Regions from separate parts of the Homo sapiens genome. Here regions 2, 3, 4, 5, 6 and 7 are each linked to region 1. Evidence: chromatin loops called from intact Hi-C (ENCODE). Cell type or tissue: endothelial cell of umbilical vein. All regions are shown on one strand. Region 1 overlaps LOC105377864. Region 2 has its middle 60 kb from the start of MIR10524. Region 3 overlaps LOC101928570 (a long non-coding RNA gene). Region 4 has its middle 180 kb from the start of LINC02540. Region 5 overlaps LOC105377862 (a long non-coding RNA gene). Region 6 has its middle 96 kb from the start of HTR1B. Region 7 overlaps LOC101928570 (a long non-coding RNA gene).

What was found. A loop is a pair of places that touch in the nucleus more often than their neighbours do. Peaks named below come from ENCODE experiments on the same cell type or tissue, not always from the same donor. Only the 100,000 strongest peaks of a DNase experiment are listed, where the experiment ranks them.
Region 2: it touches region 1 in a loop (7-fold over the local background); 3 of 110 quality-filtered maps call a loop at or near these places.
Region 3: it touches region 1 in a loop (5-fold over the local background); 3 of 110 quality-filtered maps call a loop at or near these places.
Region 4: a loop joins it to region 1, with 4 times the contacts of the local background. A loop is called at or near these places in 2 of 110 quality-filtered maps.
Region 5: it touches region 1 in a loop (4-fold over the local background); 7 of 110 quality-filtered maps call a loop at or near these places.
Region 6: it touches region 1 in a loop (2.5-fold over the local background); 3 of 110 quality-filtered maps call a loop at or near these places.
Region 7: a loop joins it to region 1, with 7 times the contacts of the local background. A loop is called at or near these places in 5 of 110 quality-filtered maps.

Annotation. Positions count from the first base shown.
Region 1 is chr6:77,456,093-77,460,092 of GRCh38, forward strand. All of the region lies in intron 5 of LOC105377864, which reads left to right. Among named protein-coding and RNA genes, the nearest start is that of HTR1B, 5.4 kb to the right of the region's middle. In endothelial cell of umbilical vein, a CTCF peak has its summit at 1,850 (motif pointing left); DNase peaks (open chromatin) are centred at 639, 1,779, 2,579 and 3,829; H3K4me3 peaks cover 907 bases; H3K27ac peaks cover 4,000 bases.
Region 2 is chr6:78,597,600-78,601,599 of GRCh38, forward strand. No RefSeq gene overlaps it. Among named protein-coding and RNA genes, the nearest start is that of MIR10524, 60 kb to the left of the region's middle. In endothelial cell of umbilical vein, no CTCF peak of the experiment used is centred here; DNase peaks (open chromatin) are centred at 692 and 1,582; H3K27ac peaks cover 3,420 bases.
Region 3 is chr6:77,135,190-77,139,189 of GRCh38, forward strand. All of the region lies in intron 8 of LOC101928570 (a long non-coding RNA gene), which reads right to left. Among named protein-coding and RNA genes, the nearest start is that of HTR1B, 330 kb to the right of the region's middle. In endothelial cell of umbilical vein, no CTCF peak of the experiment used is centred here; no DNase peak of the experiment used is centred here; H3K27ac peaks cover 357 bases.
Region 4 is chr6:76,769,687-76,773,686 of GRCh38, forward strand. No RefSeq gene overlaps it. Among named protein-coding and RNA genes, the nearest start is that of LINC02540, 180 kb to the left of the region's middle. In endothelial cell of umbilical vein, no CTCF peak of the experiment used is centred here; a DNase peak (open chromatin) is centred at 1,595.
Region 5 is chr6:77,020,589-77,024,588 of GRCh38, forward strand. All of the region lies in intron 2 of LOC105377862 (a long non-coding RNA gene), which reads left to right. Among named protein-coding and RNA genes, the nearest start is that of LINC02540, 430 kb to the left of the region's middle. In endothelial cell of umbilical vein, no CTCF peak of the experiment used is centred here; no DNase peak of the experiment used is centred here.
Region 6 is chr6:77,365,620-77,369,619 of GRCh38, forward strand. No RefSeq gene overlaps it. Among named protein-coding and RNA genes, the nearest start is that of HTR1B, 96 kb to the right of the region's middle. In endothelial cell of umbilical vein, no CTCF peak of the experiment used is centred here; no DNase peak of the experiment used is centred here; H3K4me3 peaks cover 2,267 bases.
Region 7 is chr6:77,245,031-77,249,030 of GRCh38, forward strand. All of the region lies in intron 4 of LOC101928570 (a long non-coding RNA gene), which reads right to left. Among named protein-coding and RNA genes, the nearest start is that of HTR1B, 220 kb to the right of the region's middle. In endothelial cell of umbilical vein, no CTCF peak of the experiment used is centred here; no DNase peak of the experiment used is centred here.

The DNA.
Region 1 (4,000 bases):
TACATTATCTTACTTAATTCTTAACTTCAAACATCAAGGTGTGCATTATTACATCACAGAGGAACTTGCTCATGATAGCAAAACCTAGATTTAAAGTTGGGTCTGTCTGACTTCAAAGATTTTCTCTTGCGTTTTATACCCATCAATATGTTGGAGGGTTTTAGACCAGTAGCTACTTCCCAACTTCCCATTGTGTGATTACCCCAACATGCAGCATTGTATGGGAAAGCCTAGAGGGGCAGGGCAGAAGAGTGAACATCAAGAACCTTAAGGCTAGGCAAGACTGGGATGGAAAGATGAAGAGTGGTGAAACTGTTTCTCCAGAAAATCAGATCAGCCCCTCTCCTGAGCCAATTGCGATTATAAATGAGCAAATGGACTGATGAACCACAGGGGGATCTGCATGTCAACAGACTCTGTCACAAACTGAATTAAGCAAATGGGCTTAGAAGAGACATGCAAGAGTGTTTACAATAGTACTGTGGGCACAGCTCTCAGGCCAAGGAACCTAACCTTTGTGGACTGCTCTATCACTACTGTCCCATCACCACATATGGTCACCATACTTGTAAGCAGGAGATATCCTGAAATCTGGTTCTCCCTACATAGGATGACCAGCCAGAGGCCGATGGGTGGAATGTTCCCACAGAGTCAGAGAGGATGTGAGTCATGCCTTCTTACATCATTTAAGCAAGGCTTGTGTAGATTTTTAAAGCATTTACCATAAATGGATCCCCTCATCACCATCTGTTCACTTTTGGTACAGGAAATATTATAAGACCATTCTTGTCATATGGATTTTCATTTAGTAGTTTTGAAAAGGATTTCTCTGATCTTTTGAGATATATACAAATAAGTAAAAAGAAGTGGACATTTTCTTTTACAAATTATACTCGGAATAGTGTTAAGTTACTCTCTTTGACAGATGGCTCAATTCCAGGGACTAGCTCTCCCTCAGGGAGCACTGAAAATCCTAGTATAATCCTAAGATATGAGTGTTGACTTTAAAATTCTGATTTAACTGACAGATGTATGAAATGGCACATAGAAAACTCCCCATTGGGGATAATGAAAATGCTAGAGTAACAGTTACGTTATAGGAGAATGGCAATGATATAATCTCACTCGTTTTCTCGTTTTATGTGATCCATTTTCTGATGCTGAAATTTATTTTTGTGAAACATAAGATTGTACTCACATTTCTATATGCCTGTTTTTAAAATGTCAAAATTACACAGACTTCAGGGTCTGTCTTTTGGGAAAAACTGACATATAAATAAACCTTACTTCTGTGCAAAAAAAACAAACAAAAAAAAAAAAAAACAGACATTTCTTTCAATCATAAATGGCAAGTGTTCTACCTTTGAACTATGGATATATCAACCTTAAATCAAAACAATTTTTGAAAAGAAAAACACAGTGATGAGAAAAATCATAATGGTTAAACATGTTTATGTAAATAATTAGCTCCTTTTATTTTGAAATAGGTACATTGTCTCCTAACTTCTGATTCGCTCAGTGCCACATTAATAAAAGGTCACAATGTTTTAAAATGCTAAGATTTTAGCATTATATCAGGACTAGAGATGAATTTAAAAAACTGAGTTTGCATATATGAAGAAAAACTTTAGGTTTGATTTGGAGACTCTCTGCCTGAATTTACAGCTCTGAAAAATCTGCTATTTCTAATCAGCGATAAACCTCCTCTCCCTTGACTCATGGAACTTTGTTTTCACTGAGTCTAGAGGCGTTAGTATCAGTTGCAAAATGTCCTGGAAGAGGGATTTAGAGATCCTGAATGGTCTGCGCCTGCTTCTGCTAAACATCTCAGAGACACTCTGCCCCCTGGTGGATTGTTCCAGGGTGGGTTTCGATTAACAGTGCAGACTTCCCTTCTCCCACCCTTTCTCTACCTCGAGTAGATGCCCCAGTTGAAAGCCTTTATCCCCACCAATTACACATTCCTTTGGTTCAACAATTCCCTTTTAGATAATGTGAAAACCCTTAATTACTTAATCAGCCCTTCACAGTTAAAACAAGAACCATAAACATCATTATTGGTTATCATGATTTGATACAGGTAAGAAAAAAGTAGAGAAGTGAAAAATGAGGTGCTGCAAATTAAAAATGTGGATGTGGCCAGGGACTTTGGATTCTAGAAAGACAGCCAGAAATCTCTAGACAAGGAAGAGGAAGAGGGTTTAAAAGTGAATAAAAGGACGCTATAAGAAATAATTAAACATTTGGCAATTTCTTCTTGGCCGATAGAGCCACCGCAAACCATCCTTCATGTTCCCTTTTGTTCTTTGGGGTGTATGTCACCTGCATAGGGGATTAGTTGTAAAAGGCTGTAAAGCTCAGTCGCTTCTAGTTTTTGCCAAGTTTTTCCCATTCAGGCTAGTTTGATCTTCTCCAGTCCAACTTCTCCCAAGTACCCCTGTTCTGTGCTACAGGCACTCTGCATCCACAAAGGAGACAATGGGAAATAATGGCTAAGAGGAAGTCCTGTCTGCTGAGAGCCAAAAAAGTGTCAGGCATCTCAATAAGTGCTTTACATGTATAGGTTCTAGGCCTTCACATCAACTTGTAAGTAGACAGTATTTGAGAAAAAGAACCACATATTTCTAACATACTTTATTTGCAATTCAAACCTAGGACTGACTACAAAAGCTACCTTTCTGCCTACTTCACTGGTCTTAAGATAGGTCAGTCTACTCCTCTTAAGTCTTCTTCTAACCCAGTTCCTCCTGTATTTTAAGCACCATACAGTCCTTGGAATCTCACTACCTAGCCTAGAGACTAAAGGTCCCCTCTAAAAACTAATCTGGAAAACTCTTGTGATAGTGGATCTAACCCTCTCTCTTTGCAGAATAGGAAAGCACAACCCATTTCTTTCCTTTCAAATTCTTCCTTCAGATATAAACTAAATCCCCCAAGTCATGGCAGCACATATCAGGCAGCCACAGTATCATTTACTATTAGTCATTCTCTCATGAAGGGTCAAACTCCTAAACACAACCCCAGAATCCAAGGAACCAATCTTTCCATAATAATAGAACTACTACCCGACGCTTTTTAGAACACAAAAGGACTTTTATTTATTTTCCTAAATTTCATTTCCAATGATACATTTCCTGAAAGATGGAATACCAAAGGCAATTTTCAGTCACAGCAACTCCATCAAATACACATAATCTGATATTTTACTGCTTCAGTGAATTATAATCTTCTCAGGGTTTCCTGGTTAAAGAAGACAAAACTAAGATAATAGAGAGGAAAAGTTAAGAATATTGTTCTTTAGAAAATTTGTTGAACTCAATAAACATTCATTCATGGGTGTAGTGTCCATTTTTAAAAGGAAACTCTAAAATTCCTAGAAACACAAGACAATACTGGTAATATTGAGTGAGTATACATTCATATATTTCTGTGAAAATTTGTGCAATTAAACAATATGGAAAATGTTGTTTATTACCACAGCCAATGAAAATATATTTCCATTGCTATGTAAGTTAAACATTTCCATCTCCCGCTTCATGTTCTGCAAAAAAGCCATGTGCCTAGTTTATGAAATAAACTATGCTATAGGCAACAGTAACTGAAAAGGAGCTTAACAGTCTTAACTACATACCCCTGGGATGAATACTACACTTTGCATAATCATGTGCAATGCTGAATGATGATTCTATATCTCTTATAACTATAAGGGTTTGCAAGCTTCTATTTCATACAATATGCCCCAAATCCAGGCAATACAGCCAAATAGTCAAGCAATAATTTAGGTGGTTAATCTACAAAATGGCAAACAACCCATTCGACTAAACTGATTGTGTTTTGTTAATGTGAGGACACCATCATTGCAGGTACCCTATAAAGAAATCATTTGAAAGTGGCTATTTGTTTCAATTAATGTTTCCCCCTAAGGCTCTTAGAAGTTGACTTAATTGCCTCTTAGGACCAAAGAAAATACAACTGTATAAACAGAAGACCACAGTATTAA
Region 2 (4,000 bases), 1.1 Mb after region 1:
CTTCACCTTTCCAGTTAAGAAGTCAATACAGAGGTTATGTAGGGTTCGAATTTTCACTTATTGCTGGATTGTGGACTTCAACATGGACTTGCAGCCATATTCAGTCTTCCCGTGCCTTCCCTTCAAGTCTAGCCCTTGAGCTGCCCTCATGGAGAGTTGGGTCTACAAAGCAAGATATCACCAAGCCAGCTGAAAGTGGACGTATTAGTCCGTTTTCATGCTGCTGATAAAGGCATACCCAGGACTGGGCAATTTACAAAGGAAAGAGGTTTAATGGAAAACTCACAGTTCCTTGTGGCTGGGGAAGCCTCACAATCATGGCAGACGGCACGGAGGAGCAAGTCACATCTCACGTGGATGGCAGCAAGCAAAAAGAGAGAGCTCATGCAGGCAAACTCCCGTTTATTTAAACCATCAGATCTCGTGAGACTCATTCACTATCACGAGAACAGCACAGGAAAGACACGCCCCCATAATTCAATCACCGCCCACTGGGTTACAATTCAAGATGAGATTTAGGTGGGAACACAGAGCAAAAGCTTATCAGTGGTGTTGCAGCTGTTGAACAATCTGTTTGCCAAGGAGCTTCCTGAGAGCTTCAAAAGCAGTGGTAGTTAAGGCCTGCCTCTTGAAGATAGTCCTGATCCAGGTGTACCAACCACATAAAAAAGACAGTCCACAAAGGTCTCAGTGATTTATGCTCAGTCCCTTTCATTAATATTGCCAATCATGTAATCCATTCTTTACCCCTTGAAAAGAAGGGAGGGTAGAAGTGGGGGTAGTGTAGAAGAAATAGTGGGAGCTCTGTTCCCAGTTCTTCTGAAGGAGCTGTTCTTGTTTTGTGAGTCTAAGTGAAAACATTACGTCAAAAAGAATATAGCTTTTTCTTTGCTCTCTGCTCTGTGGAGCCAGGCAGGGTAGGAAAAGGAGATTCCAGGGAGCTAAGAATTTAAAGCCAGAGTGACTGTCAACATTCCCATAGTGAAACGCAGCTCCCCTTCACTAGTCCTAAATGGTGCCCTATAGAACCCTGGAAGACCTTCCCGGGGGCACGTCACAACCTCACTGACGCAAAATGTCCTCTTTGGGACTACCAGAAGACACCATGTAGTAACCTTTGTAGGTAGATGGCTGCTGAGTCACTATAATGAACATCTAAAATTTAACATCTTCTCCTTTTACTTTGTATTACCAATGATTTATTTTTTATTCTTTTTAAAAAGAATACAATATAACTTGGAAAAGAATTGGCTAGATACAGCTCAGTGGACTTAAAACAATGTGCTATGTTTGAACAACATCAAATTATTTTTGAAAACCTTGCCAAGTGACTTCAATAAGATGAGAACTATTAACATGAACTTTTAAAACAGCAAATTTCAAACATTTTTTAGATGTTTTCTGCACTGGATGTTGTAGAGTACTATTTAGATCCTCCCTGAAGACCAAGGCATTCTTTTCCTCAGGTGCTAAGAATCTTGCCTACTGATGACTCACAGCTGAGTCCACCTACAGGCATTTCCCTTCACTGAAAAAAGTTGTTTCCCCCAATCCTGCACAAACTATGTCCCATCCTGGAAGGCAGCCAATATCCAATGACTGATCATTGTGGAATTAACACGTCCTAACTCTCTTGCCTTAATTTGGAAAACTCTTTAAGAATCAGCTCAGCACCAGGATTTCCTGTAGGATCAATTGTTGCCATAGCATTAAAATTCAACTTCTATTTTTTGCCCATCCTCATTGCTCTTGACTGCAGTAAATCATAGTTGTAGACTAAAGAACAGGTCCAATTCTTCTTGCCTTTTCTCTTTTTTTTTTTTTTTTTTTTTTTGAGACAGAGTCTTGCTCTGTTGCCCAGGCTGGAGTGTAGTGGTGCAATCCCGGCTCACTGCAACCTCTGCCTCCCGGGTTCAAGTGATTTTTTCTCCTGCTTCAGCCTCCGGAGTAGCTGGGATTACAGGCATCTGCCACCATGCCCAGCTAATTTTTGTATTTTATTAGAGATGGGGTTTTGCCATGTTGGCCAGGCTGATCTCAAACTCCTGTTTGCCCGGGAGCTGGCATAATTTCAAGTCATCTGTGAGACATTCAAGGGGAATCTTAAGTAAATAATCTATTACTTCCTAGGACTAGGCAAGTTTGGAACAACCCTAAAACCAATAGCACTCTTCCATCTAAAGAGGAAGTTCAGGTCCTGTAACCCTTCAACACTTACTGTCAAGGCTAAGATACAGTTGGTTCTCAGTACTAGTGTAAAGGGTTTTGGAGATAAATGTTCTTGCTTCTGTGTAGACTGTCTATATTTGAGAGATTCTCTCATGTCCCTCCCTTTAGGATTGCTTGGTGCTTTTTTCCATTCTGTCTTCTCTCACGTATATGGGGCAGAAGGATGAGCAAGAGCTCTCTACAACTTGTCAGGGCAAACACTGCCACTTTTAAAAAGCCAAACAAGGATGAGAATGAGATGCAGAGAAAAGAGGACATGGAGGGAATGCCTTACGCCAATTACTCTAGGTTTTATGGTATAGTATCCGCAAGAATAATATTAAGAAGACACGGTGAGGGTAAATTACTCTTCAAGACATTGTCAAGGAAATGAAGGCAGGAGGTGAGACAAGAAACAAGGTGTAGATGTTTTAAGTATAAAGGGCTTCTGAGCTGCTTTATTCCTAAAGATTACTCAAATTAGTTATTTTGCTGAAGGGCAGGCATCAGTAAGAAAAGACAGTTGCAAGGTGAGAAATCAGGAGAGAGTAACTGATAAACAACTTCCTTAAAAAGCCTACATGGAAATAGACCAAAAGCACAGGGAAAGATATCAACTTTAAAGTGGAAGAATATTTCATCCTCTGAGACAGGCAATAAAAAGAGGGAATGTAAAGAGGTAGAAAAATTAGGGGGCTAAGAAAATTGTGTATATTGAGAAATATACACAAATTTCTCAATAAAATCAGAATTGAATTTATCTGCTGAATGTGAGATAGGCCAAGGGAATGGTGGGGACATAAGAAATGTGGAAAAGCTGAGGTGCATTTGCCCTAAAGGAGATAATAGGGGTTAACCAAGGGACCAAATAAACAATTTACTAAACAATAGCAAGGATCTAGATAAGGTTAAAGAGCTTAAATTTGTGATGTATTCACTCAACATAATTCTGCGATCAAGGGCTGACTCCTTAAAAAAAATAAATTGAGATGGTGGTTGGGTGCCTAGATTTGGAGAGTGACCAGAAAGACAGCAAAAGGTTGGGGGATGGTGGGGCAGTTGGGAAGGTAGAGTACTAATGGGTGAGAGCGAATGCACAGTTGTATTAGATGACCAATGAAACCATGCTGAGTGAGATAGAATAGGAATAGAAGGGAAACAACGGCAAGAGCCAAGGAGCTGGATGTCATACTGAAGGTTACAGCAAGAGCCACAAGTAACTGGGAGAAGCAGTAGGCTGGGAAGCTTAAATCAGATGAGGACAATTAACTGAGAGCACTTTAGACAGGTTCCATTGCCAGACTGCAAGAGCTAGTTCCACCTTACTAAGTAAGGAGATGAAGTAAATAGAATTGTTGTGAGAGTCCGTATGTGAACACATATAAAGTAGTTAGGTCAGGGTCTGATATGTACTGTTCACTCAATAAATGTTAAGCTATCATTATATTCCAGAGTTTACCATTGTAGAAGTTCCATAATCAAAACAGGTGAAGCATTACTCAAACTGATAAGGCATAACTTCCAATGATGTATCATTTTGCTAATGGAGAGGTGTCATTGAGAATAGATGGCTTCACGCCATCAGGAAGCTGAGGTTTAGTGAAGGCAAAAGCCACTGTATGCATATAGAAACAATTTACATTCTATCTTCTGGAGCTCTACCCTCAGTGACTAGGAATGACAGGAAGAGGATATGTTGATATTTATAAATGGAGGCATATTTAGGTGGGAAAAAATTGTTTTTGCTTTTCAGATTGTTTTTGCATTTGGGTGCCTCAAAATCACAGTATTA
Region 3 (4,000 bases), 320 kb before region 1:
CTCCAGGCCTCTGGAGCTCTTCTCTGATGAATTATATCATACTCTGAAGGAAGAAATAATACATATGTTACATATTTTTAATTTTGAAAGTACACAAGAATTAAACACTTACCAAGTTATTATATGAGGCCAGGGACATTATATCAAAAGGAAATTACATACCGATACTACTCTTGATAAGACAAGCAAAATCATTGTCAAAAATCAACAATGTAAATCCAGAAATATATTTTAAATGCAATAATGGTTGATTCATCATTAACTAATTCACATAATGCATCACATAAGCATAATAAAAATGTGTGAGTCTACAGTAGATATAGAGAAAACATTTGTTAGACTTCATCAATCATTCATAATAAAAAAAAAATCTTAGCAAATTTGCAATAAATGATGGTTTCTTCCATCCAATAAAGGGCATTTACTAACAAAATACTTTAATCATATTTAATGGTGAAATATTAAGATGAGGAATAATACAAGCTTGACTTCTCTTACTACTTCTATTCGACATTATATTGCAAATCTTAGTCTGTGCTCTAAGGCAAGAAAAAGTCACAAAAATTAGAAAGAAAAAATTAAAGCTGTTTATTTGTGGATATTATGGATATAAACATAGTAATTGTTAAGGTATCTGCATAGATGTGAACATGAATGAGGAGCTCTGGGTACTGAAGTTAAAGTGATTTAGTTTTCACTATCCAAAAATAAGATATATTAAAACAGTTCAGAATAGACCTATGAAATTTTTAAAATATACGGCCTGAGATTCTTGTACTCTTTCCTCAGCACCCAAAAGAAGCAGCTCAATTTTCCTACAACAACTTCTGTCAATAAATGTTTTCCTCACTGAAAAGGCAATGTGTAAAAATTCATCTTAGAATTTTCTACAATTTATATTATCCATGGTTTGTAGGGTCCATTTTGCTTGATGACTTTGTTTTGCCACATGTGCTGAATAAGTGAAAAGAAACAGTTCTTAGAAGAAAGTTAACAAAAGTCTATCTTGTTAGTAATAATAGAACACTAAACTCTTACTCACACCTAAGAGTTGTTAAGTCATCATACTTGTATTTGCTTAAATGTTCAAATGACTCAACTGAAATAATATTTTCTTTCTTTTCTTCTTTCTGACTAAAATGGAGATAAGGTGTGTTCACCTTGTCAAGAATTCTCAATGATTCATATTATTCAGATAATTTTTTTCTGCTTTTTACTGAAATGACTTGGTATTTTCTTCAATTTCCAAAATGTTTTTCATAAGAATTGATATATTAATCCTCATGATCTGAAGGAGTTTAAAAAAATTAATTGCTCATATATTTGAAGAGTTGAACTTAATTACCTAATACTGTAAGCTTTTCTACATTACATTTCCCTGTTTTATCATGTTCTTCTTCAACAAGATAATTTTTATAATCCAAATTTTTTTCCCATGGTGCTCCCTTCCAATACAAACCTTTCAGCTAGCCCAATAAAATCAACATCATGTTGATCAATGCATGGATTACTAAAAACTCTCTAATTGCTCTTCCACAGCAGTGCTCTTCCCTGCTTACTCGGTGTTGCTTAGATGATTGTTAAATGTCTCTTCTTTTATTGTTAGTATTATCACTATTTAATGAATGGCTTTCTAAACTATATAGGCTCAAGAAGACATCATTGTTACATACAAGGTGATCCTGGAGTTGGACTACTTTCATTTGAATTCTATACTAGTTGCATGATCTCGGACAAGTTGCTTAGTCTCCAAATGCCTTTGTTTCCTAACTTGCAAAATGAGGATAATAACAATATCCTATTCATAAAAACATTTTGAACGCTTGTAAATGAGAAAACACAGGCAGAGCACTTAGTAGAGAACATAGAATATTCTAGGTATAAAAGAAATGTTGATTATTAGTGCTATGCTATTGCTGCAGCTAATGCTATGAAAACTTTCAGACTGTGAGCCTCTCAAGACAAGAAATTGTTTCTTACTCATCTTTGTATTCCCAGCAAAAAACAGAGTGCCTAGCATAAATAACTGTTGGCTTAGTAAGTGAATGTGTGAATAAATGTGATTACTAGGTCTATTCTCTACTAGCACTTTTGTGTATATACCTTTTTTGTATCATTTGACAATAAGGTTTCTTTACCATCATCATCATCATGATTATTATTTCCATTTTGCTTGTTTAAAGACAACAACCCATTCCTTTTTAGATTCCCATTTGCTGACTTTTAAATGGTTTATAATATGTAAAATAAAGTGGGATATCAGAAAAAGGTGAAGATATTTTAGAAACATACATTTTAAACTCCCCTCTCTTCTAACACCTACCAAAAAAGTACTCACAAAATAAAATAAGTATGATGGATGAATGGATGAGAGAAATCTTCGTGCATTACAGGCCTAGCAACTTTCCAGAGAAAATTGTCTGGGATGCCTGATGAGCCCAGGGCTTCTAAGTTAACAGTAGCATCTGGGGAAATATCCACGGAATACTTGGCTGTTGGAGGTGTCAGAGCATTGCTTTGACAGTTTTAAGAGCTGTCTGTTATATACCTACTCTGCTAGTGGATTCTGAGTTGACGATGGAACTTAAATTGCTTCATTATGTCTTGCAGGATCACACCATCCTCCCTTGTACATGAAGAAACCTGGAAGCAGAGAAGCCATCCACTCTCCCCATGTCAGTCAGCCAGTGATCCACTGCAAAGGTAAGTTCATGTTCTGCAACTGGTTTATCACTTCCTGTCAGTGAACAATTTCCCTACTTTGGAAACAATATCCGCAAAGATAAAAGTAAATATGCTTATTTACAAGGAGTTGTGGATGTAAGGGAGGACAAAAAAAGCTAGATGTTAAAATTGTTAGCTCCTATGGAGGCAGTAGAAAACATTTAGGAGTGATACTAAGGACTCTCAAGGAGAAAAACATAAGATACAAAACAATGTAAAGAAATAAGATCATAATTTCTAAATGTAATAATTCAATGGATAAACTGGAAGAAAAATCTGATACACATGTTCTAAAACTAAGCGGTAGGCTTCACAAACTTAAAAAAAATTCCCATAATGTTTAACAAAAAAATTAATGTAAATAATAAGAAAACATACTAATGCCTTCAAGGGCAGATTCAAAAGCACTAACATGCAAGTAATGTTTTTCCAGGAAGAAAAATAATAAAAGATAGATACAATAATTAATGAAATTATGAAAAGAATCTTACATTAATAGGAATGCTGGGTCTCCTAATGAAAATAAATTAAAAATTTTATTCAGGGTTAATAACTAAAACGTAAAAAGACACACATTTAGATTTTACCTAGACAGATACTGATAACAATTCTATGTCCTAAAAGTAAAAAAAAATTATCAGCTTCCATACAGAAATATAAGTTTTTGAATTAGGAAAAAAATATACTAGTGTTACACTTCTTGAGTACAAAATTAGAAACCAGAATATAGGAAAAAATCTTTATAGAAAATGAGAAAGGGAAAATAATATTTACACACACACAGAGAGAGAAAGAGAAAGGGAGAGAAGGGGAATTTTAAATATCTAATAAGACCCTACTGAATGGAAAATAGAATAATACCTGTTTTATTTTTATTTATTATTATAATAAAATGGAAATCAAATATTTTAATATATGATAAAACATGGTTTTAGTCTAGTAATAATAGGAAAATAACATTCAAGATGGAGAAACAAACTAAGCATTTATATGGACCTACTTCATAAAAAGTAGGCAATAACAAAAGTGTTCAAGTCAGAAAAACAACAGAAAGTCAGAGGAAAATTTTGGCATCTGTTATTTTCCTCCTGGGCATGTGTGTATTTGGTCACTAACTGCACTTATACAGCAGGTGTAAAATAAGGCTGTTCAAAGATATATGAGTATCTTAGTTATAAAATATAAAATTAGAACAAAATGGAGATCATAATTTAAAAATTATAAAATACAATGAATAGTATCATGTAAAGTGGACCTGAAGGACAAAACCACTGAC
Region 4 (4,000 bases), 690 kb before region 1:
GTCAATGCCAATGTCCCTATAATCCTGTTAAAACAAGAGGAGAAAAGAAAGGAACTCGGACTTTTCTGGGGGCTCTTGGATATTAGAGCCCACATAACAATACTTCCAGGTCCCCTTAGGGGAAAAATTAAACTGATGACCTCAGGAGAATTGGGGACAAATATGTGACTCGCAGTACTTATTTGCTTATGCTTGGGGTCCTTTGAGCCATTTCAGGTGCCAGAGACTGTGGTTCCCATAGCTGAGTACATGAGAGTTGTGAGACAAAGTAGCAAGCATCATGCATCCCTTAAATATATACACCTACTATGTGCCCACAAACATAAAAAATAAAAAGAAGCCATGTGTATAAGTCAGGGTTCTGTAGAGGGACAGAACTAATAGGCGATATGTATATATAGCCTATTTTGTATATATATATATCACCTATTATATATATAGGAGTTTATTAAAGAGTATTAAACTAATACGATCACAAGGTCCCACAATAGGCCGTCTGCAAACTGAGGAGCAAGGAAGCCAGCCCGAGTCCCAGAGCTGAAGAACTTTAAGTCCTATGTTTAAGGGCAGGAAGCATTCAGCACAGGAGAAACATGTAGGCTGGGAGGCTAAGACAGTCTAGTCTTTTCACATTCTTCTGCTTGCAATTTATCCTAGTCATGCTGGCAGCTGATTAGATTGTGTCCACCCAGATTAAGGCTGAGTCTGTCTTTTCCAGTTCACTGACTCAAATGTTAGTCTCCCTTGGCAACACCCTCACAGATACACCCAGAATCAATACTTTGCATCCTTCAATCCAATCGAGTTGACACTCAGTAGTAACCATCACACTATGCTCATTTCTGCTTTCCAGCATGATTTCACAAAGCCCCTGACTCTGTGATGATGTGCAGCTCTCAGAAAGACGCTTTAAAGACAAAACAGGATAGACCACTCCCACCCCCATGCCTCTTGCCCTAGTCACTGTATTCCTTAGAAGATAAATAATCCTAGTCCTTTCCTCTTCTACAGATAAGATAATGTCTGACAGGGTTAGTGATTATGCCTCTGTAATCTATAGCCAGATGTACTCTTACACCCAAACCTTGATCTGATTCTGCTCTAATATAACTTCTGAACAAGTTTAATACAATTTTACATGTACTAAACACTTACCATCTCTATATAAGCATTGGGCTAAAATACTGTGCCAAACAGTCTAATAAAAACCCTCCACAGGGCTGCCACCAGGCTATAGGCCTTGGTCTATAGTCCTCAATAAAACTTATAAATAAAACCCACCGTAACTCTTTAAAAGCTTTTTTTTTCTTTAGTTGACATACGCATTGACACTCTGGCTGCTTGTGGAACAGAATATCACCACATCATAGCCAAGAATTCGAGCCTAACAGTGGAACATATCCACTTCAGCCTGCCACCTAAGCTACCCAAGTCCCAAGTTTCTTCCGCAAAAGCAGTACTGCAAGCTAAGTGGAAAATAGGGTATTATTTTGCTAATTCAGGCCTTGCTACACACTACACTATCACAATGTAACAGCCTCTTCTGGCTGGTCAAAAAGGCCTTTGGGGCACAGAGACTAACAATGGACTGTCCAGGCTGAATGCCAGAGTCACTTGGGCAGGATGCCAAAAAGGTATTCCAGAGACAGTGAAATAAATATTTTTAACCCTGGAGGTACTCACTAATAAAAAGGAGGCCTAATAGCTGGCAGGCATCTTTGGGTACTAGAGACAGTATGTACCCCACCTGGGTGTTCTGTTGGTCCCCTTAGTCAGGTGACCAGCAAAGCTACTAACTTTAAGTGGAACCCTTTGCAGCAGCAGGCTTTGGAAGCCATTCAATGAGCTGTGGCCCAGGCACTGACTTTAAAAGCTTTAAAGCCTGCTACCCTGATGAAATGACATGTGTGCATAACCACTCTGCATGTGGATTGGAGTCTGTGGCAACAGAAAATTGCCAATGGGGTGTGCAAGCCTCTTGGAGTTTGGACATGTAAGTTGCCTGAGGCCGCCTGCAGATACACCTCTTTTGAATGACAACTCCTTGCTTGCCATTGGACACTAAAGGAGACTGAGCATCTTGTGACTGAACTGCCACAAAAGACACTGCAACTTGAACTGTCCATTCTCACCTGGGCACTCACAAACCTTGCCAATGAAATTGGACAGGCTCAATACAGCTCAATGATCAAATGGATAGGATACATTCAAAAGATTGGGCTTAGCAGCCAAGAGACCAGTAGGCTCCATGAGCAAGTGGCTAACTTGCCAGAAGGGACTAAACAACATGTAGGGGATGTTTTGGATCCTCCTATGGATACCTGGGGCCCAAGACTGAGACGTGCCTACTGACAGTATGACATGGCTTGTTTACTGATGGCTCTTCCAAATGGCAAGCAGGCAGGGTTCCCTGGGCTGTGGTAGCCATCTAGCCAGTGGATAGGTATCTCATGGCTGAGACTGGACATGGGCATTTTGAACAATGGGCCAAACTACATGCAGTGGTGATAGCCACATAGACTTCCTCTACCACCCTATCTTGCTACATTTTCACTGACTCATCAGCTGTTGCCAACAACCTAGACATCTCGTCAGAAGAAAGGCAACTAAGTGGATGGATTATTAAAGGACAAGTACTATTACAATAACTTGCTGTCTGGAATGGGAAAGTATATATGTCACTCATGTGGAGGATGGGACTAACATAGCTTCTCTTAAAAGGAACACATGTCATGTTTTTGATTACCCCACGGAACTTCACTCTGACCAAGGAATGGTTACTACCCAAATAACACAACAATGTGTGCATTCTCCTAAAATACAATGGACTTTCCATACACTTTGTCATCCTCAGGCCAATGGAGCTGTTGAATGGTGGTGGAGCCAACTCACAAAACAACTGAAGAAATGACATCAAGATGGCCTGCTAATGGAGTGACAACCCCTTCTGACTAGAGCAATGTGGTCACTAAACACTGCACTCTAATCCAAGGGAAACATGGTACTGCAGCTCAAGTTGACAGAGCTTGGTGGAGGTGGAGGTGGACTAAGTAGCTGCCTGGAGGTTGACAGAGATGCAGAGCTTGGTGGAGGTGGAGGTGGACTAAGTAGCTGCCTGATTAGGCTGTGCCTGCAAAATCCCAATTCCAGTGTTCCAAACTATGATTTTTGTTCTTCCCCTTTACAGTGCATGTCCTGGAGGGTGGTTTGCAGTTTAGGCCACCCTAGTACCCCAGACAAGGCTCCCTAACTTCAAGGTGATACTTCTCCTGGGTTCTTCTCCTCTATGGGATTCCACAGAGGTGGAGAACAAGACCAAGGAATACCAGGATGCTAGGGTTCCCCTGGAGGCAGGGAGCGTTTAATCCTTCCAGTATAGTGGATGTTATCAGACATGTCAAGTTAATACAGGATATAACCTCCCTTCCTAGGCTGGATGACACAGGCCCAAAGGTCTGGGTCAAGCAACAAGAATAATGAGTGATCACAAAGGTATTAGCCTTGGGACTGGGGCAGACAGATGGGTTCACTACACCAACTCAGCCCAACCCTTATGCAATAGGTAGGGGATACCTGAGATCCTGGGAGGGTAGAGGGGTGGGAAACTAACTTGTTAATCTGCTTTTTCCACGAGGACAGGGTAGTACAGGCCTAGAAATATAATATCATTTTTAGGCTCTCCCAGACTGTGGCAATGTGGATAATCTGATAAAGTGTTGGATCTTTCATATGGGCCTCATTCTGTCACAGACCACAGTTACCTGCCAGTGATAAAACCACACCAGCATTCCTTAATGCCACAGTGTACACTAACAGAACCTGAGCAGCCCTAGCTTATTGAATGAGGATCTGGTACCTGTTGCATGGGAGAGAGCAGAAGGTTCTCTGTTTTAACTTATAACTGACTGTGTGGCAAAATATCACAACTATAACTAAACAGAATCTTGGTGGGCTTGTGCTCTGATGCACTAAGCTCCTCTGATTACATGGATCAGAAATG
Region 5 (4,000 bases), 440 kb before region 1:
TAGATTCACTTTTTGAATTATGTAACTTTAAATAAGTAAAAGCATTTGAAAACAGTGCAGCTGTTTATTCAAGTTTATCTGTCCACTTTTATAACACCTTACGAGATAAATGAATAAGCACAAGGTAATGAGCAGAGCCATATGGCTTAAGTGCATTTCCTATATGAACTTCAAGGAAGTTGAAAGACACCTTAGACATTTTTATAGTCCAAATTAATCTTCAAAATTGCTCTTTGAAATATGTCAAAAACAATTTCTTTTCAGAAAAATTATTTACAATATTAAATTGAGAACAGTGGATGCAATATATCAGATTCTGAAATCTCTTTTAAGTTAACAGAAAGTGTGCAAGAAGACATCCTATAGAATATCAACTATGCATCTATAATCTAAACTAAATATTCATATTACCACTCAAGTGATTCTTTTTGGACAGCTATTGCACTGAGCCTACTGGCTTGATGGAGAGTATACATGGTGATGAAAAACATACCTCTTATATTCTTTTGAAACTAAAAACCCCCAAATTACAACTATGAGAGAAAATATTTCCAATCCCTTAACGAATATTTATGGAAAATTGATTGGGTGTTAAACAGTATTTGGTAGTTTGGGGAATGATATGATTCAAATTCATGAAATAAATATGGTAATATCTCACTTTGCAAGAAGTTTCTTCTCCAGTAACTTCATTAAGATTGTAGCTAACCAGAAAATAAAAAGTCAGCACCTTCACTGAACTTCATATACTATAGTCAACACAAATCTAAGCATTTCTATCATTAGACAAAACTACAACATGATTTATTAGACAGATCTTCAATTCATTGCAGATTGCAAACAGCTAACTAGATGGTGCTGTTTAGGAAAAGATTATTGTGTTAGATACTGTTCATTCAACATATTTATTTTATGTAGAATTTATGCATGCATAAGAAAACTTTCTGGAATGTTTTAAAACTGAATGTAAAATGCATTCAGAAGTTCTAAAACTTTCTGGAATGATGGAAGTGTTCTAAATTCTAAATTAGATGGAAGTGTTCTAAATTAGTGGTTCAAAATGGATTAAATACTTAAATGTAAGATCTGAAACTATAAAACTACTAGAAGTAAACATAGGAAAAAAACTTCGTGACACTTTTAAGGGCAATAATTATTTTGGATATGACCCAAAAAGCACAGGCAACAGAAGTGAAAATGGGCAAATGGGATTGCATAAAAATAAAAATCTTCCGTATAGCAAAGTAAACAATTGACAGAGTGGAGAGAAAATTTACAAAACGGGAGAAAATTTTACAAACATACATGTGATAAGGGGTTAATGTCCAAAATATGTAAGGAATTCAACACAATAGCACGAAAGCAAATAACCTAATTTTTAAAAGTGGGCAAATAACCTGAGTAGACATTTTTCAAAAGAAGATATTCAAATGGCCAATATAAAATGAAAATGTATGAAAAATGCTCAGCATCACTAATCATCAGGAAAATGCACATTAAAACAACAATTAGACGTCCTCACACGTGTTAGAATGGCTATTATTACAAAGACCAAAGTTAACAAATATCTCTGGGGGTGTTAAGAAAAGTCAACCCTTGTACACTGTTGGTGGGAATAAAAATTGGTACAGTCATCATGAAAAAAAGTATAAAAGTTCCTCAAAAAATTAAAAATAGAAGTAGATGTGATCCAGCAGTGTCACTACTGAGTACATATTCAAAGAAAATAATATCAGTATGTCAAAGATATATTTAGACTTCCATGTTTATTTCAGCATTCACAACAGTTAAGATATGGAATCAACCTAAGTGTCCATCGATAGATAAATGGATAAAGAAGACGTGGTAAATACAATTGTTATTGGCATACAAAAAAGATTTGTTTCAGGACCCCCTGGAATATCAAAATCTGTGGATGCTCAAGTCTCTTATATAAGAGAGTATGGTCATAGAAATGATAGATACTTGAGGTGACGGACACCCCAGTGCCCTGACTTCAACATTACACTGTCTTTGCATGTCACCAAATATCACAAGTACCCTGTATCACATGTATTAATATTATCTATCAATAAAAATGGTGTAATATTTGCATATTACCTAGGGACATTCTCCTTTAAATTATGTGTATATTATTTATAATACCTAACATAATATAAATACTATGTAAATAGTTGTTATACTTGTTTTAATTTGTATTTTGTATTATTTTATTGTTACTTTTAAATGCTTTTTCCTAATATTTTTGATCTGGGGTTGGTTCAATTGTGGACATGGAACCTGAAGATACAGAAGGTTGACTGTATACACGATGAAATGCTATTCAGCCTTTAAAGTGGGCAAAATTTGTTATTTGTGACAACCTAGAAGATGTTATGTTAAGCAAAATACCCAGGCACAGAAAAACAAATACCTCATGATCTCATTTACATGAGAAATCTGAAAAAAATTGAACTCCCAGAAACAGAGATTAGAATGGTGGTTACCAGGGGCTGGATAAGGTGTTGGTCTAAGGATACAAAGTTTTTGATAGATAAGAGGACTAAGTTCAAGAGATCTATTATATAACATGGTGACAATAGTTAACACGATTTATTGTATTCTTAAAAATCATTAGCACAGTAGAATTTAAGTGTTCTTACCAGAAAAAAATGATAAGTATGTGAGGTTATGAATATATTATTTAGCTCGATTTAGCCATTCCATGATATATGCATATGTCAGACATTTTGTACATGATAAAATGTACAATTTTTTGGCAATTAAAAATAATAATAATTAAAACCAGATGGTAGTGATAGCTACATAATTGTATAAATTTGCTAAATTTCAGCAAACTGTACAGTTATAGTGAAGGAATTTTATGTTATGCAAGCTATATGTAAATAAAATTATAAGAACGGATATTTGGGGAGTGTTGATGGATAGATAATGGTATGGTTAGATGATGATATATGCAGTAAAATGTTGATGGCAGAATCTAGATAAAGGGATAATGAATGGTCCCTATATAGTTTATCATTTTTTGTATGCTTGACAAATTTTATAGTGATTTTTTGGGAAAATAAAGCACAATTAGTAGCATTTATTAGGAATAATAACACCATTTTATGGTTTAAACCAAGTGGAAAATCTACATTAAATAAGTTACTTAAAAAAAAATCAGTGTGACTACTCTGGTTGAGTTTCTAAAATAATGTTTCCTATTAAATATCATGAAATATCAGGACATTTTTGAGAATTGTCTGAACCTGGTCTGTGGCAGGAAATGTTAAGGATGAACCTGGAAGATCTATCCCAAATGACAAGGAACCTATTGAAAACTACTACAGACATATCAAAATATCAAAGGGTTACCAAGTCTAGCCAGTTTGAAGAGGGCCCAGTGGCCACATATAGACCAATTTAAGTTTTCACGTGAATAGGAAATTATAATAGGTTGGAACTCAATAAATATGTTTAAACAAATGACTATATATATGTATATATATATAATTGTGTATATATATAATTGTATATATATAATTGTATATACATGTAGTGTGTGTGTGTATTTATATTTACCTGTCTACACACACTTACCTTTTGAAGATGATAAGAAATCAATACATTCTCTTGAAAACTCAGTAAATAAAGGAAAAATAGCAAGATTTATCTTGTGTTTCCTACATGAACTGTACCACATGGTAAGCAAATAATATTGGGGATAAACATATTCTTTCAAAAGTATTTCTTCTATAGTAAAAACACAGTGTTCAAATAAGAATATCACTGATCAAAAATAAGTCATTGAGCTTAAACATAAACTATTTCCTATTATTTTTCTGTAGCATTCTAAATGCTCAGTTCTGTCTTACTTTGCCTTATTCTCAAATTTAAGATCACTCTAACCAGAACATTAAATTTGATATAGTGCTTAAAAGGCACTACTCCATTTTCTCATATGGTTGACTCCCCTCATTTGGGAAAAAAAAGTTTATATTTATCACACGTGAAAATT
Region 6 (4,000 bases), 90 kb before region 1:
TTTTATGCAGATGGTATATCATAGACTATTAATATCAATATATAGTTTCACCATCATTTCCTAAAGAAGCACAAAACTTAGCAACAATAGTTTAGAATTCTTGTGAACATACATGTAGCTAAATTGTAAACCACAGGATACATATGTTAACAGAAATCTTATTTTATTATCAAATAAAATGCACTAACCATAATTTTTTAAAAAGGAAAAAAACAGTTTTTCTCAACTGCCCATTATTTGTAAAACTCATAAAACAAGTTATCTTCTCTTTTCTCTGTCTTGCTATGGGGAGTTGGAAAACATGATACATTAAAACCATGAAAATTTGTGCCATATATTGCTAAAATGTATTCATTTGATTGCTGAAATGGTTTGGATGTCTTGTCCCCTCCAAATCTCATGTTGAAATGTGACCTCCAATGTTGGAGGTGGGGCTTAATGGGAGGTATTTAGGTCATGAGTGTAGTAGGTCCCTCATGAATATCTTGGTGCTGTCCTCAACATAATGAGTGAGTTCTCAGTCTGAGTTCATACACAATCTGGTTGTTTAAAAGACTGGCACCTCCTTCCTCTCTCTCTTGCTCCCTCTCTCTTGCTCCTTCCCTTGCCATGTGACATGATGGCTCCTCTTCACCTTCCACCACGACTGTAAATGCCCTGATGCCCTCATCAGAAGCAGATATCAGCACTATCCTTCATGTACAGCCTGCAGAACTGTGAGCCAAATAAACCTCTTTTCTTTATAAATTACCCAGCCTCAGGTCTTTCTTTCTAGCAGTGCAAATGGACTAATATAATTGCACAGAACTATTCTTTTTATCGAACTTCCCATAAAAAAGCTTGTAATTGCTCAATTATTCTCTTATAATGATTTCACACTTCTGTAAGTATACATACCATCCATGTGCTTTAACTGTGAACTTTCTGTACTATTTCTAAAACAACCATATGCATTTGAAGCATATGTTAATTTAAAAAGATTAGCAATATGTATATTATGCATTAAACAACCAAATTCCATTACTGCTCTGTCACTGTTTCTTCATGAAGCCAAACACACAGTTGATTCAATATATTATACACATATAAACGTTTACCTATACAAGTGGCTGGTATTACCTAGGCCTTTTTTGGATTGTTTCATTAGTTTGGTATGTTAATAGAATAAAAACAGAACTTTTTTCACTTTATCACTTTAGGCAAAACATGCTCTCAGATTGTTACGGTTCACTGAATGAATTATTATATTTTTCTTTCCCTAGGACATCCATAGTGCAACAATGAAAGCAGATATTCTGAAAGAAGTCACAGCTGAAGGTAGGCTGGTTAGGAATGGGAAAGGAGTAGCTGGGAGGTTGGAGGGATAACAGAGAAAGTTCCAAAGGTTGATTATAAACTACCAAGATAACGGGCAATTATGTGTCAGATTGGGGTTTTAATATTAGCTCTGACATAATTTACCACCTTGAGGTTAGGGAAATGTTTAATCTTTGAATAATTAGAATGTATCATTACATCAAATGTAACAAATCTCAGTCCACCAACTATAGCAAGCAAAAAGTGGCATACATTTAAGACAACAAATGCCCTAGTTTGTGGAAGAAAAACCACTGGACCCAAATTCTACATGTTTATGTTAAAGTTGATATATCGTTATATCAGTCCCTTTGACAGTAATCTAGCAATCTAAGAACTAATTGAATCTTCTGTCATTAGACTCCAGATCTGTTGACACTTTGGGCCATATAATTCTTTGTTGTAGGGGACCATCCTCTGCATTGTAGACAGCTTAACAGCATATTTGGCTGACATGCACTGGATGCCAGCAGGATCCCCCTCCTTGCCCTTGTGAAAAGAAAAAGTGTCTCCAAACTTTACCAAGTATCCCCTGGGGGCAAAACTTCTCATTGTTGAAAATCACTGCATTAGACATATTGAGACAATCTTAATCTGGTCAATTGTGTTGACACAAACTGTTAGAGGAAGAATAATTATTAACATTTGTGTCTAGTCAACTGATCTGGTCACATAAATTCTGTATGTGAATTCATTTTGTTTACCACCAAAGCACAAAGACTTTTCAGATAACTTTAAATAATATTGTACAAGTATAGGGGTTCAGAGGAGCAAGTGAATAATTAAATTTACCTAGAATGTGGAGAAATTGGGTTTGGAATATTCATGACACTAGTTCTATTTCTAATGTTTAGTGACTACCATTGAATAATTTATGTCTTATTATTAGAACACCAGGAGTTATGACACATATTTTTTGTGAAGTTTGCCAACTTTGGACTTTTCAAGCATCAAAATTCAACTCTGTATATTTATAGCTAAACTAGGAACCAGGAAATTTAGATGATTTGGCCATGTCCATAAAGTCACTTCACTGCAAAACAGGAATTGTGGTCTGATATTCTGGCAAATACTTTGATCTTATTTCCATGTACAATAATATTTCTCAAAGATTAGACAGTGGTAGGGTAATGAGAAGCCATTGATGAAGTATAAATTGATCCCCAATTCAACACTTTTATTTCATTCTTTGGAGCAAGTGATATTCACTTCCTAATATTTCCTTTTTGTCTTAGGTCTGAAATGGTTACTTGCTTTTAATACTTAAAATTGGCATAAAGAACCACTAAATTAGGTATTCATTTTTAAAAAGTGTTGTGTACTACTAGAGTTTATTGAAAACTTCAATTTAGCAACCTACTAAACTGTCCTCATAAATATAATATTTGTTAATGTTGCAAACTCCTAATTATGCAAGTTTTTAAATTCTTACAATTTGGAGAAAGAGTACTTTGTTCTCAAGGCACCCTGTTTTTCCCCCTGAATTCAGCAAATGAAATGAACAAAATATTACAGAAAAGGAACATTAAGTGACCCTAACATAGGAAAAGATGTTTAAAACATTAAAGTTATGAGATATATTTTGAATCTGTCAGATTAAAAAAGATCAAAACATCTGATAACACCTTGTGTTAGTAAGGATGTGTACTCACAGGTAATCTTATACAGTGCTAGTGAAAAACTTGAATTGCTATTTCTGAAACGGGTGTGGTTTGCTTCTTCAGTGCCCCGCTGCTCAAACCTCTAGGGGAGCTTACAGACGGGCAGGCTGTGGGGCTCCAAGCCCATGGTAGTGTCTAGGGGTGAATGTTTAGGCCTCCTGAAGCCCCAGTGGGCGTGTGTTACAGGGCGCTCTCTTAGTTTGCAGTCTATAGGCGGCTTGTGTTAACCAGCTCAATTAGACTCTTTACCTTGTTGCAAGTACAGAGGGCTTTCCGTATCCTGGGATTTCTTCGCTGTGCTCTTTTGCCGGCGCTCGTCAAAAAGTCCTCTCCATGACCAGCCACTTGCATCTTCTTCCCCTATGAATTCCTCACGAAGTCCAGCCACTTGTGCGTGTGTGCCTTCTAGGGCCTGGAGTTTTTACAGGCACAGGACGGGGGAATGGCGGGCCAAGGTGTCTCGGGAAATGCAAAATTTAGGTGGAAGGCAGGAGTGCCTGTCCTCAGCTAGGTCCATGGGGGTGGAGCCCTAGCCAGGGACCACGCCCTCCTCTACCCAGCACTTCCCTTCCCCGCTTCCGTATCATTTAAAGGGACTACACTCTTCCCTTCCCAGCAATCCTGTGTTACTCTATGGAGAGTTTGGCAAAAATTTTAAACGCATATAACATTTGTCCCAGAAATTTCACTTCTAGCACTTTATCTTACAAATATATTCACATAGGAGGAAATGATATAGATACAAGAATATTCACTGAAGCATTGTAGGCAATATCAAGGATTGGAAATGTCCTAATATTCACCAATAGATAACAGGAAAATAAATTAGGATTATTTCTAACCCATTTTAAAAGAATGAGGCAGAACTTTATGTAATGACAAAGAATAATCTCCACAAAAATGTTGCTAAATACAAAGAAATTATTACAAGTCATGCTGCCATTTATTATTACTAAAGGAAATATATGGTCTGTGCTTATATG
Region 7 (4,000 bases), 210 kb before region 1:
TCTTTATAATTTTAAATACAGCCAGAAGAAAGAGTCATGCTCTCAGGTCTTGCTAACAGGCCACTGTATAAGCCTTCTTGGAAGTACATTGTACTTCCAGAGCTGCAGAGCTACTAAGCCTGTGAAGTACTCAAGGACTTTTTTTTTCTCCCTGAACTGTGCTTATGAATGAGGAAAGTGTGGCTCACATGCCGTACTTGTCTTCATCCTCCCAAGAGAGAAGCTAAGGTCTTAAATAACAATTAAAAACATAGAACTTACTCATTTCTTCAGGAAAATGAGAAACCACAGACTGTACTCTGACTTATCAAAGAATCTTTTTGAAGACTAAAAGTCTCTGAGCGGGAAGAGGATAAAAGGAAGCTGTAGCATTATTCAGACTTCTCTTTTGTTCAAGTTTTATGTAACAACTAGAAGCACCCAACAAATTTTAGATCCAGCTTGTGTATAGTATAATTTTAGCTGAAAATCATATTTTGAGCTATTTGTAAGGTTAAAAATTTCCAATTTGTTTTGATAATTGAAAGACATAGTTATTAAAACTTATCAAGAATTATGCCGAGACACATGAAAATTTACTACGCCAGCAATGGTTAAGCTGGTTTTCATGAAAAACAAGATATTATAATATTAATATGAGTTTTTACTGTGTATTACAACTTTGCATATATTATCTCTCTTGAAGTTCACAACTTCTACTTTTTGAAGTAGGAGTCATTGTAGGGAAAGTGAGGCTTAAAGAGGCTGAACTAAGTTGCCCAAGGACACCGGGGCTAATCAGTGGTTGAGGAAGAATCCAGACCTAAGTGGTTTTGCTCCAGCATTGTTCCCCACTAAACTCCACTGCCTTCCTTCCCATTAGGAGCTCTTATACGAATGGGAACGTTCCTAATTCTCTTAATTTGTATTTCTTGACACTGTTGCTTTGTGCCTTCTCCCATCAAGTAATATTGGTGTCCATCTGCTTGAGATAACAGAATAGAGTCTAGGAATCGGTCACCATAAAAGGTTATGGAAACAAGTCCCAGAGCCAATGCAAGGAGCTCTTTCTGGAGGAGGCTGAGTGTGGAGATGAGGGGTCGTTCCTCAGGACCTGACCAACACACCAGAGGGCGCATCTGTAAGGCTTCAATCTGGTATAAGCTGATATAAATATTAGGATGATGCTTCTGATGCTGCACCAGAGGTACATTTAACTTGAAGACAGGCATCATTGGGAAGGATAGTACAGAATTCTCCCTGCAGTCTCCAGCCTAATGCATGGGCCTTAGCACAGAATAAAATACTAACTGCTTAATAGAACAACGTTAATCCCGAACAAACTATTTTCTCTCGTTCCCCTACCCAAATAGACAATAACAACAACAAAAAAATACAATTTAATAATAAGAATGACTCCCTGCTATTCTATGCTCCTGTTGCAGAATACTTTGACATAGTCTTGTCAGACTATGAGTCTGACAAACTGAAAATGTGAAAGTAGATAAAAATTTCTAGAGAGAGAATAGTAAGTACTATTTTGTATTTCTATATATATTTTACCTGTATCATTATAGTTGATGTTCCAATATGACACTAAATAGAGAAATTATAGAAGGGTGGGGAGAAATTATTGATTCTTGCCACAAAGTAATATTTATTGAGCAGCAATATTCATACGCCTGCTACTATAATTTGTATTATAGAAAATAAGAAAGCAGTTTCCACAGATACACTAGGTATTGACTTAAAATAATTAAAGTCTCACATATAATATGACATACCAAGGGGAATATTCCTATTGTTTCCATACTCTACATTTTCGCAATTTGGAAATTGCTCAGTCTAAATTTAGGATAAGCCAAATAACCTGAGGAACATATTATCATTTCTTTTATTTCTCCATAAACTTTTCATTTTCTTCCCTCAGTAAGTGAATACAAGGCTGACATTTAAAGCAATGACTCCCCTTTCCCTAGGTTATGCACTAGTGTTTATAAATCCCTGAAGGAATTAGATTCACGGGCAGATTCGTTAAATTACATACATAATACATTTAGATTCCCTCTGCTCTGTGGCTTGTCTTTGTATGATTACCTCTGCTACTACCTCCACATGATGAATCTTTTCATTATGTTACATAGATTTATCGTGAAGTGAACGAACTTGACATCCTGATGACTCTATACTCTTCTTTCTCAAGGTTCTACTTTGAACCTTAATAAATCTGTAATTGAAGCAGCTCCATTTAAAAACTATTCCTTTAAGTCCAAAATATAATCATATTGAGTAGCTCTTATTACCCAGAAAGACACCCTAAGAGTAACACTAAACACTTTAAAGTAATATTAATAAATGTGTCTGTGTAGTCACAAACTCAGTTTCCCGGACTGGTCAGAAATGCAGATTGAACAGGCGCAGCCTGCACCGCCATGACAGAGGGGCCAGCAAGGATCTGACGGCTTCATTAGTAAATTCTATACTTGCTGTCACTTACCTGAAATTAAACCAGTGGGACTCCTTTTTCATTTTTCTTTTTATTGTATTGAGTTTATATGTTCATCCTCATAAAAAAATTTAAAATCAGGGTGTATGTGCATCACCTGATACGTATAATCACAAAAATTAAAAAGAAAAAAGCATGTGCTTGATTTGGGAGCCATAAAGTGAAAATGAAAAGAAGGACCATAGGGAAATGGACACTTAAACTGAGTAAAAAGGGGGTGTCTCCAAGGGGCTCAAGTGCATTGGGGGCCAAATGCAAACTTCAGCTAATTCAGAGGTACACTCATGGCTAACTGAGTTGCACCAAAATGAAGTAAATTCTGAACAACAACGTCCTATCACAGTACTGATAATTCATCTCCATACTCTGATGCCCCAACTTCCTATAACTTAATATTCTTTCAAAATTTTACTCATTCATTCAACAAATATTTATTAAGAAGAGAAATACTTATTAAGAATATGTCTAACATATTATGATCCAGTGTTCTAAGTGCTAGGGTTATAGCTATGAATTTGATGGGCAAAAGTCACTCAGGGGACTTACATTCTAGCTTTAAAATTTATCCTCTAAATTTAATTTCACTACACTATTTCCTATTAGGTAGATCTATCATAGATCTCTCTAAAAGCCACGGGGCACTTTTGCTTACAGATTACAAGTCGGGTATTTTCTCAAATAATGAAATAAATTAAATCTTTTTTATTATCTACAAAAGTGTCTTTGCTCTGAATGAGCAAGTAAATTAATTTATCTGTGCCAGGACATCTGCTTCTCTTGTTAAGAAAGTACAGTACCTACTCTCTGCATGATGCCACTCCCCAAAATAGACATTTAATGACTTTAAGAATATTATTCTCATTTTGGACCCTACAAAGTTAAACAAAAATATTAGAGTTATTCTTCTCATGTTTCTTCCTAATACCCCACATTTTACCCAAAGCAGATTATTTGTAATTCATTGAAATAGTCAGAATTAGGGCTTAGCTGCCATGTGTGGACATAATGAGAGATGGGGAAAAGCCTCCAGAACAGACCTACAAACTAGAATGAGATAAGAACTCTGGTTCCATTCACGGCAGTATAGATGAAATGCTAGCCAGGCAGGTGTTCCTATTCAGGGTAGTCCGAGGTATAGAGGTCAAGTTCAAGTTCAGATTGTCCACTTACTAGACATACATCTGCCCTTCTGCAATTTACTTAATATCTCTAAGTCTTAGTTTCCTCACTTGTAAAACAAACATTGTAATTATGTTGATGCCAGAAATTGTTATGACTATCAGAGGAAACATTCTCCTGTTCTTATATTGGCAATTGTGGACAATCACTCTATCTCCAAGAGAGGACACTGCTAAACGTCACTGCCTCCTCTCTAGCATTTTTTTTCCCTTGCTTACTGAAATGTAAAGAAGAGGAATGACATTCTAATTAGACCTAAGCAAAGCCCGATATATGCAATCACATTAACCCTGAGTGGTGTCACAGCATGAAACAAAAGAAGAGGGCCTGGGCTTA